3 separate regions of the Homo sapiens genome follow, and all the other regions are linked to region 1. The links are chromatin contacts, found by Hi-C or POLR2A ChIA-PET in ENCODE. All regions are on one chromosome and are shown on one strand. The core of a region is the stretch at or near the end of the contact, and the rest is flanking DNA. Distances in the headings are between cores, read along the strand shown. Region 1 overlaps RORA (RAR related orphan receptor A). Region 2 overlaps RORA (RAR related orphan receptor A). Region 3 holds the start of RORA (RAR related orphan receptor A).

What was found. Hi-C counts contacts between places; a loop is a spot of excess contacts on that map. ChIA-PET counts read pairs that join two places held with the same protein, here RNA polymerase II (POLR2A). Pooled maps may share reads with other maps.
Region 2: a pooled map shows a loop between it and region 1 (3-fold over the local background). The contact joins two enhancer-like sites. A Hi-C loop is called at or near these places in 8 of 50 pooled maps. POLR2A ChIA-PET finds 5 or more read pairs at or near these places in 5 of 52 experiments (Caco-2, GM12878, activated CD4-positive, alpha-beta T cell and 1 more).
Region 3: a loop to region 1 is called in a map of heart right ventricle, with 20 times the contacts of the local background. The contact joins the promoter of RORA here to the enhancer-like site in region 1. A Hi-C loop is called at or near these places in 1 of 168 maps with a recorded cell type or tissue (heart right ventricle) and 6 of 50 pooled maps. POLR2A ChIA-PET finds 5 or more read pairs at or near these places in 1 of 52 experiments (T-cell).

What each region holds. Positions count from the first base shown.
Region 1 is chr15:60,916,122-60,919,517 of GRCh38, reverse strand. The region is part of intron 1 of RORA (RAR related orphan receptor A); the gene reads left to right. Among named protein-coding and RNA genes, the nearest start is that of RORA-AS4, 150 kb to the right of the region's middle. RefSeq lists an enhancer at 2,573-2,682. Within about 2 kb of position 1,902, at least 23 of the 41 ENCODE cell types and tissues checked have a DNase peak (open chromatin) inside an H3K27ac peak, as active enhancers do; they include heart right ventricle, where a contact is called at or near this core.
Region 2 is chr15:60,546,428-60,549,823 of GRCh38, reverse strand. The region is part of intron 2 of RORA (RAR related orphan receptor A); the gene reads left to right. The region is part of intron 3 of RORA-AS1 (RORA antisense RNA 1); the gene reads right to left. Among named protein-coding and RNA genes, the nearest start is that of RORA-AS1, 69 kb to the right of the region's middle. RefSeq lists a silencer at 1,447-1,496. Within about 2 kb of position 1,588, at least 4 of the 41 ENCODE cell types and tissues checked have a DNase peak (open chromatin) inside an H3K27ac peak, as active enhancers do.
Region 3 is chr15:61,227,489-61,230,884 of GRCh38, reverse strand. RORA (RAR related orphan receptor A) reads left to right here and starts at 1,583. Exons shown (of 11, transcript NM_134261.3): 1 at 1,583-1,832. The coding sequence starts at 1,667.

The sequences.
Region 1 (3,396 bases), core at 653-3,152:
CTCCCTATATAGGTATTATCTATAGTAGCCTAGTCTCAATTTTGAGGCATCAACAACTCCTCCCTCATGAAGGAATTGCATTATGGAAAATCACTCGGAGGTGGCCTGTGTGGGCTCCAGGCCTGGCTCTGCCATTTATCTGCTTTGTGACATTGGACCATACCTTCCTTCACCCCTGCTGGGCCCTGGGCTTCTCCTCTATTAAACGAGGGGTCTCCTGCAGTTCTAAGAGCTAAAGTTTCTCTTATTCTTCATATGCCAGGCACCCCGTTGTGTGGGTTTCTCCTCCCCATGCCCAGTGATATCCAGTGAGAATCAATAGCAAGAGCAACCTCAGAGGATAGTCAACTCAAGGGGATGTGGAGGAAAAGCCAAGGAGGCCACTGTTGCCAAGAAATACAGTCTGGAGACCAGTTTTGTATTTGGGGGCAGGGTGGTTCATGCCTAGTGCATATTATATAAGCCGCATGTCTTTTCGTAGCATCATAAGTAGATGGAACCTACCACCTCCTCTGCTTCTGCCTTCCTTATATTCTCTTGGTCCCCACAGAGCAGAGGACAGGCAGTCATTCAGTCTCCTGGGTTTCGTACCCCTTAGCTCAAGCACGGGCTTTCTGAGCTTCCTTACTCTCTGCCTAACAAGTTGGTAATTCCTGGCTGTACCCTGGCTCAACAGACCTGAAGACTAGCCTGGTACAGCTCAGGGCCTGCACCCTTTGCTCAAGCTCACACATCTCTTTCTGCTCCCTCCCTGTCACCAAGGCACCCCAGACATGCCCAGAAACAGGACAAACCTGCACAACTACATTCTTCACCTGCCAGAAGAAGAAAAAAAATATTTCTGATATCTCCAAGGTTCCTGCTTTTCTGTCAATTGGGAATGAAAAGATAAAGTCCCTTTCATAACAACATTTTCTTACAAAGCCACAACTAATCATGTCATTAATGGGTAATTCCAAGGTAGCTAGTTGTTGGTAATCATGCATCTCCAAAGTGCCCAGTTTCTACATGGCAATTCCAATCGTAATTACCATGAAATTATATAACTGCAAATTATCCTGCCGTGTGAGTGGTGTAAATAAATACGTACCTGCTCTGTGATAATAAACATGAATGACATGGTTAGTTAATTAGTAGCCACTGGAAATTCACTAATGGCCTACCAAACCAGTAACTTTCTCCTGAAGAGGGAAGAAGATTGTTGATGTTTGTTCAGTTTGGCTTAATCAAGGCTTTAGTGAAGGCATTGATACTGCCTGCTCTTTGTTTTCTCATGGTTCCTTGAATCTGGAAAGTGAGGCTCTGTTAAGTTAGCAACCAGGACTTTCCAAAGACATTAAGTCCCACACACTAGTTATATGACTTGGGGATGGTGCTTAATCCTTCTGAGCCTCAAATTCCTTCTCTGTAAAATGGGAGTGATGCCAACTTGATGGCAATGCATACCTCCTGGGGTTGTCGAAAGGATTAGATGAGGTTACGTACAGGGACACATGGTATAAACTCTCCAAGGTTTGCTGTTACTGGCTGAGAATGGGAAGAAAGCCCAGCTTCACAGGCCATCCCACTTTTGTGCTCAGAGGGCTGCGTCTGATTCAGTTGGGTGTGAAGCACTATAGCAGAGACGCTGTCACGCTTTGTCACTTGAGGGTGGCAGATTGAACCCAGCACTGAACTCTTACCACTTTCCAAAGGGAGATTATAACTCCACTTCCATCAGGAAATAAGGGCCGATGCTTCAGATGCGTGAGGGAAAGGGATTACACGCAAAGAAACTTAACTCCTGAGAGATTATATTCTCAGCCCTTGCCTTTAACTGGTAAATAAATCAGCCAAGAGTACACTGACCAGGAAAAACACCAGTTATGCAATGCGAGGGCTCTGGCCCAGCAAACACAGCTGCCCCTCGGCCGACGTTTCCCTACTTTCTCCCAGATAGAGCTGCTCGTGGATGCCTCGTCAGTTAGGAAAATTCCAGAGGGAAAAAGTGGGACAGCACCCAGCAGTTTCCCGGGAGTGTCTAGGCTAGGCTCGTAGAACTTTCAAAAATAAGACCAAGAAAGGCCACTTTCCTTACGACAGAAAACTAACGCTGTTACTCTCCTTACATAAGGGCTGCACCTTGACACACAGAAAGCTACTTTCAGGGATGATAGATTTATATTCCAAAGGGCTACTAAACTTGTAACCATAGTAACAAACAAAGCTATTACATAAAATGGCTTTGCCACGTAAAAGCAATAATTATATTAACCAGATGGGAGGAAAAAGGAGAAGGAAGTCTGATCAATGTGGAAGGCACCAGTAAATTGGATTGAAAATGCATGACATTTTCCTAAATTACATCTGTTTGGGGAGGCGGGTAGGTGCCCAAGGCTGAAGAGCTGTGATGAAGTTGGGTCCAGGCCCCACCAGGTGGCAGTATGCAGAAGTTGTTGAAGCAGCTCCTCTGTTGAGGGTTTTGGGCTCTGGAAGCCGGATACTTCTTCAAGGCTTGATTTGAAAGCACCACCCCCTCCCATCACCAGTGCGATGGGGAATTTCCCTGTCAACACTAACAGTGTAGAACTGGCCCAAATTAGACTTTATTAAGAAGGATGTTGGTTGAGAAATATTCTAGTTGCAATAAGCAATGTATGCTAAGCGAAACATCAGCATGTTCTGATTAGGCCCTGAGTGTGTGATACAGATCAGGGCTCACCGTGCAGTTAACTCCTGAGTTTCTACCCTGATCTCTAACACTTGACCTTAAACTTAGCTGCATGTCAGAATCACCTGGGGGTCAAGAGGGGCTTTAAAAAATACTGATGCCTGATGCCTGAGTGTCATACTCACCTATCACCTTTTCTGATTTAATTGAATGTGATGTGGCCTGGGCATTGGTATTTAAAAATATATATATATCCAGGCAATTCTAATGATATTTTCGAGGGATGGATGAGTGGTAAGCTATTTATTAAGAGGAAGCTGATGCGAAATATTCAGAATTGGCATATTTCGGGGCAAAGGGAGCTAGGGACTGACTTCCTCATCGACTGCTTCCTCTTTTAGTCAAGTGGATAGATCTCTGTTTAATTATTCCAGCTCAGAAATACCAGCTAAATCACATAGAAAATGTTGTCCTGATGTTTTAGACTGTCTGCACGTTTGTCATAGAATACCAGGGTCTCTTCCCTTGTTTCCAATGCATTGTGAATCTCAGTGAAGTTGCCACCTGTGCAATCCCTGGCCAATCAGATCTGTTCCTTTACAAGGCAGGGAGGATTACACAACACAGACGCATTGGAGGGAATCTGAATATCTAGCTAGATCTTGTGTAATTTGACCCAATCAGTCAAACGACACATACAGGAACAGCCCTGGGAAAAGTGTAAAGTCGGCAGAACTGCCTTGTCT
Region 2 (3,396 bases), core at 339-2,838, 370 kb after region 1:
ATTGTAGGCTGTTTCACAATACACATAGTAAAATATGAATTTTATTGTTTGTTTTGTTGATTGGGAAGGAGATGGGAGGGGGTGGAGAGTGACGTTATAGTTTGAATTTATAATTTGAAAGCAGAGAAAATGGATGAAATAAAAAGATTACCATATGAGTATCACCAGATCCTCCCTCCCACACACACATACCTATCCCCAGGCAATCTTTCTGTGAGAATTTACCTTGGTGTTTAAAAATCACGGCAATATAAAAGTGATATTAAAAATAGTATACTACCACTGTAAGAAGTATGACAAACATGTGAGATCCTGAGAAACTGCAGAATATTTTCTCATTCAAAGTTTAGTACCTTGGTCTTATAGTGTTTGACACTAAAAAACATAGCAAATACTCTTTTATATTTAGCCTATTCCGTGATGCCTTGTTTCTTAAATTAATTCATGGGCAATGAATGGGGGAGGAAAAATAACAACAACAAATATGCCCTGGTGATATAGTAAATGCCACTTTCCAACACTTGCTCGCTACCTAAGAAAATCACTTTATTTTCTTCTCTCATGCCCAGCTTGATTGCAGAGAGCAAGAGAGTAGATGGAAACTGTGGGGTTATTTTTTAACGTTATATCATTAACTCCATCCAACACAACATGCTTAATTCCTTGTTTCTCGTAACTTTGGGATGAAGTATGGTGTTTTGTTGCCTGTTTACAAAATAGGCGACAGACACAGAACATAAGAGCTGCTACATATCATAGAACATATCGAGAATGCCAGAGATTTTTCCTGTTTTCTTCCACAAGACCATGTTAAACTGTGTGTATCAAGTTTAATAAGAGCAATGTAAAGCTACTTGATTACATTTTTATCCACAACATGATTTTAAACTAATGCTATTGGCCAGGCGCGGTGGCTCATGCCTGTAATCCCAGCACTTTGGGAGGCCAAGGCGGGCGGATCATGAGGTCAGGAGATCGAGACCACGGTGAAACCCTGTCTCTACTAAAAATACAAAAAATTAGCCAGGCATGGTGGTGGGCGCCTGTAGTCCCAGCTACTCGGGAGGCTGAGGCAGGAGAATGGTGTGAACCTGGGAGGTGGAGGTTGCAGTGAGCCGAGATCGCGCCACTGCACTCCAGCCTGGGGAACAGAGCGAGACTCTGTCTCAAATAAATAAATAAATAAATACACTAATGCTATTTACCGTGAAGTGTAGTAGTTATACTTCGTGCCTCCCAGCACTTGAGGGTTTCATCATTGCCTTACAGTATTTCTCAGAAAATAACACATTCTCCCCTGGAAATTGTTGGCTGACTTTAGCAAATTCAGGCCACCTATTCATTTAAGACTGTTGTGTGTGTTTGATTATCTAGAATGAATTGCCTTAAGAGTCTCTTTTGGAAAAGTACTAGCACAGTGCCCGAAATGCCAGGGAGTGGAAAGTCATGGTCTCGGCGGGGAAATGACTGCAGTGTTCATGGAGACAGTGTTTTCGCTTGGCTGACATTAATGACAACCCAATGCTATGTGCTCACTGAGTGTTTTCATTTCAGAAGAGCATCAAAACCACTGAGTCCTTTCAAGTCGTCTTCTTTTACTGTGAAACCAGAAACCATGCCGACGACTACTTTCAGTAATAACCTGTGTCCCAACTGCAGGCTGAAGTAAACTTCTTCTCATATAATTTTCTAATTTCTGTGTAGGGGTAGTTGTAGCAAACAACTTAGTTTCTTTCAGAGCGTGACTTCAGAAAGCGTATTTTCATGCAGCAGTGATGGGTAATGAAATCAGAATTTCCACAAAGTCTGCCCTAATTGAACAGCATTATCAGGAAAAATAAAACATGAGACTCAGAGTTTTCTCCCAAAGTCATTTATGTTATTAGGTAATGAAGCTGATTTTATTTTAGCAAACGTACTAGGAGGTATACTTCCACGTGAACATTGCCCCTTCAAAGCAGTCAACTGGAAAGGCTGAATGTCCGTGCCCATAACGCTGTCACTGCCAAAAGCTAATATATAACTCTTCTTCTGAAATGGCTTTCACCTCCTTCAGCAATGTTTTCATATTCTCCATAGTGGCCATAGTTCTCCTAGAAAAGTGAGCTTGATATTTGAAAACAACCAATAGTTAATATGCTGAAAAAGGTAAGTGAAGAAACCAAACCAGGCCATTTTCCTTAAAAAAAAAAAAAAAAGGCCAGTCATGGTGGCTTACACCTGTAATCCCAGCACTTTGGGATGCCAAAGTGGGTGGATCACCTGAGGTCAGGAGATCAAGACCAGCCTGGCCAACATGGAGAAACCCGTCTCTACTAAAAATACAAAAATTACCCAGACGTGGTGGTGGGCGCCTGTAATCCCAGCTACTCGGGAGGCTGAGGCAGGAGAATCCTTTGAACCCTGGGGGAGGTGGAGGTTGCAGTGAGCCGAGATCACGCCGCTGCACTCCAGCCTGGGTGACAGAGCGAGACCCTATCTTTAAAAAAAAAAAAAAAAGGAGGAGAGGGACTATAAAGTACAGCTGTGTCTTATCTCATTGGCACTGAGAGCAGCTGCATAAGAAGTAGCTCCAAGTAGTTTGGGGCAATGACAACATAAGAACTTTGACGCTCAATCCTCATTTTGGTGTCAAGGTTCCTGGAGCCAGTGAATTTGTTGGAAGAAAATATTGGCCACTAGCTTTCTTCTAGAACATTAATAGAGTGGATGACAATGAAGACAACAAAGAGCATTCGAAGGCTATCATCCACCACAACATAGGAGCATCTCCACGCCCACAGTACGTGTCAGTTATCCACATTACCCCACTGTTGATCGTACACATCTTTGGTTGTGTCAGAACTGCTACTCCCCTAACAAAATGCTACGCAAGCAGTGAGTGTGGGAAGCTGAAGGGAGGGACAACACGAGGGAAAATCCTGCTCAAAAGAACACAGAATGGTGACTTTCATTGTCATAATCTGATAGTAATCACGGACAATTCTGACTTCAGCCACCAGTTCAGAAATCACTAAGAGGCAGGAGAGTTTGATCATGAGGCCGCTTGGTGCTTTTACTGCAGTCACACAGAATTCCCTGTTTCCAGGCTCAGCAAACCTCTGTTACGCAAACTCGGGTTGAGGACAAGGGTGTGCTGGGGAATTGGATGTAAATTTTAGTTGTGACATTGAAGCTTTCCCCACAGGAAGTCCTTTGGAACTATCATTTTATTCCATTTTATGTTTAAAAATATAAAAATGGGCTTTATTAAAATCCCATTTTTTTAAGGTTTATGAGCTGTTAGTGAAGACTATACAGAACTGCTACCTATTTTCCTGTCTCTATCTGTTTCTCCTGGGAACTGTTTTGGCTTACCGCAGATGGAGGAAAAGAGCCACACTGGAGTGAAATGAA
Region 3 (3,396 bases), core at 334-2,833, 310 kb before region 1:
CATCTCATTTACATCACCCCGAAGAGTGGACCACAGGTTTTGCTGATTAGTACACAGACTATGGCAAAGGGCATTGTGTATTTGAAATAAGATCAAGATCAGTAACAGTAACAGAAACTATGTGTGAAATTTGGCATATGGCGGTTCCTCTGAAGGATTAGCTAACTGGGTTTCCCGCACTTACTATTTTTTAAAGCATTTTTCCAAACCAGGAAGTTAGCAAAAGAAAAATGTCCCCCAATTCCCTCCGCCTACCCCACGTTCTGAAGCACATATATTTATGCCACCTTCTGGCCTCTAATAATATTATTTATTGTCAAAATTTTGGATCCTTTTGAAAGGAAGGTGGGGCGTATTTCCACAGTGTCTTCGCAGGCAAAAGAAAGTGGTAGATTGAGTATGAAGGCAGACAAATCAGGCTACTACCATTGGAGTATTTTCCATTCTTTCAATTTGTATTGTTCCTTCATCTTGGAGTTTGCAGTCAAGGTAACGATGATGCAATTATCTGCTTTCCTGGAGTTTTAGGTACCTACTAGGGGATGAATGTATTTCAATGGGAGGAGGGTGTAGAATGATGCCTATAATAATACGAATTATTAGGAGCTGTTAATTATCTGAATGTTATCCGGGCATTAGTAATGCCTCTCCAGTATATCTACCTTTTATGGATGAGACTGTACATTTAATAGGAAAAGTACCAGTGGGAATTGACAATTAGCAGCCACGCTTGAGCTAGATGCAGCGTGGCATGTTTTATCCAGCTTAGATAGTTGTCGACCAAACAGGCCAAAGTTTTCTTCAGTAGAAAATGCCCTGCCAAATGGTTTCTGGATCCTTCGCGGACAAACAGCAAAGGAGCTGAAAGCGACCTCTTTCAACCATGCCAGAAACTGTCCATGGCGCTTCTAGATTCACAAAATCTGTTTTAGACACAGATGTCTTTAACCAAGATTGGAAACCCACTGGCCGTCCCATCCCAAAGTAAAAAGTGCCACGTCCTCCCATCCTCCGCCTTCCTTGGGATGTCAGCCCCGTTCTAATTCCTTTTTAGTTTCTCCTCAGCCCTCGGCAGGGCTGGCAGGGGGCTACCTGCGATTTCCCAACGTGGACGTGGACAATCGGATTTGTCTCTACCCAAGCTGGCAGCGGATGGGGACGAGTTCTGTTCCCGAGAGAGTCTCAGAAGTAGGCACGGAATCATCTCACCGATTTTAATTTCTGTCCCTGGGCTGGGGAGAGGGGAGGATTGGGGCGCGGGAGGCTCTGTTCTCCTCCTCCCCTCTTTTCCCCACCTCCCAAAATTGGCAGCCAGTCTGTGGCTCTCGGTCTGGGGTCTGGAGGGTGGGGAATGTGGGTGTGGGGGCCGGCTGGAGAAGCTCTCGCTAGCGCTGCCTGTGGCCAGACCCGCCTCTTGTCCCCTTTCGGGCGCACACACACGTCCACCCAGACACTCCGCGCGCTCCCTCGCGCTTTTGCTTGCCCGCCCGCCGCCGCCTGCTTTTTCCCTCCTGCTTTCGCCGGTCGCCTTCTCCTTCTTTTTTTTTTTTTTTTTTTTTTTTTTTTTTTTTTTTTTTTTTTGGTACCATAGAGTTGCTCTGAAAACAGAAGATAGAGGGAGTCTCGGAGCTCGCCATCTCCAGCGATCTCTACATTGGGAAAAAACATGGAGTCAGCTCCGGCAGCCCCCGACCCCGCCGCCAGCGAGCCAGGCAGCAGCGGCGCGGACGCGGCCGCCGGCTCCAGGGAGACCCCGCTGAACCAGGAATCCGCCCGCAAGAGCGAGCCGCCTGCCCCGGTGCGCAGACAGAGCTATTCCAGCACCAGCAGAGGTAGGAGGCTGGAGAGGGGCTGGGGAGGGGGCGGCGGGAGCCCGGGCGCGGAGCGGGGGGCGGCCGGGAGCGGGCGCCCGGGGCGCGGGGTCCGGCGGCCGCGCGCGAGCCTGCGGCGGCGCCCCGAGCCCGGAGGACCCCCCTCCCCTCCCCCCTCCGCCCCCCAGAAATGTTGCAAACTTTTGCAGCCCGTTCTCGGCTTGCGGGAGCAGAGTGGGGCGGGGGAGGCGGCGGGAAGGTTGACAGCCGGCGGGCTCACCCCCCTGGCTTTGATTTTTCTGCAAACACTGGAGGAAAGCTGCGTTGCCTCAATTAAATACGCTCCCCCAAAATACGGAGATGCGGGGAGTGGGGGCCCGGGAAAGAAACTTTTAAAGCGGCAGTGTCCTTTTAAGAAGGGGCAAAAAAATCTGTTTATGGCCACCCTCCTTCCGCTTTACCTTTTCTCCTCTTGACAGTTTCGGCCCTGGCTGCCCGAGTCGGGGGTGTGTTTTCGGTCCCTCTCAGATCTGGGCGGGGGGCGGGAGGAGTGAGCGACCTGGGAAGTCCCGGGGGTGGAGAGGGGGCGCTCCGGGGTCTGGGGGCGACGTGGACACCTTCTTTGGAGCACGGCGGTGCGTTTGGGATTTGAAGGAAGGGCCGAAGGAAGCGGGGTGCGGGCGGGCGAGCTGTTCGCCAAGTTGTCTGGCGGGCGCGGCGAGGGGAGATGCGCAAGTTTGCAGACCGGGGGTTCGGAGCCCGGCGCCCAGGCTGGCGGGGGGCGTGTGCGCGCCAACGCGCAGAGGGCGGCGGTCCTGTGGGGCGCTCCACGCGCATCCGGAGGGAGCGTCTACAAAAGCAAGCACCGAAACTTATTTCTGCTCTGGGAATCCTTCCCTCTCGGAGGTTCCAAGCATTTCTGCAGGAACCTGGGGATGGTCAGTGCAAGTTGTATGCTGGTTGGATAGTGCAAGCAATGTTTTCTCCTCCCCTGGCGATTTTTACTCTTCATTTTGGTGTTTGGTCTGTGTCTGCGTGTGTTGGGGGGGATGGGGGGGACTCAGTTGCTCCCTCCTTTCCTAAAGTGAGCTGTTGAGGAAAGCTCACTCTTTCTTGAAGGTATTGGAACCTGATGTGTGTTTTTCTCGAGAGTGGGGGATTATTTATTTGAATGCGCCTGGAGTTTGCAAAGAACAGGAGGAAGCTACAGCTTTAATTACTGTTGTAAATAATGTATAAATCGCGCCTGTCACTCCGGAGGAAGCGTGCTCGCGCGAGCCGCCTGGAGCTGGGGACGGAGAGGATTTCTCCAGCCCCGGCTTGGGTACCGGCCCAGCGCGCCCCCTCCTCTTGCACTCGGCTTCTGGCGGCGGTTGGGGAGGGCTGGGTAGAGGCGAATGGGGGCCCCAGGAACTGCTCCCTTCCTCTCGATGTTGTAGTTGGAGGTAGGAATATGGCTGATCATGTGCTGGCTGTTTTACAGTATCCCCCCCCCCACCTTAGCCACACCCCCTGTCCAGGCGCTTTCCCATTCACGGAATTCGAGTACAGTAAAAGCCATCAGGATGACACACGCGAAAAACAT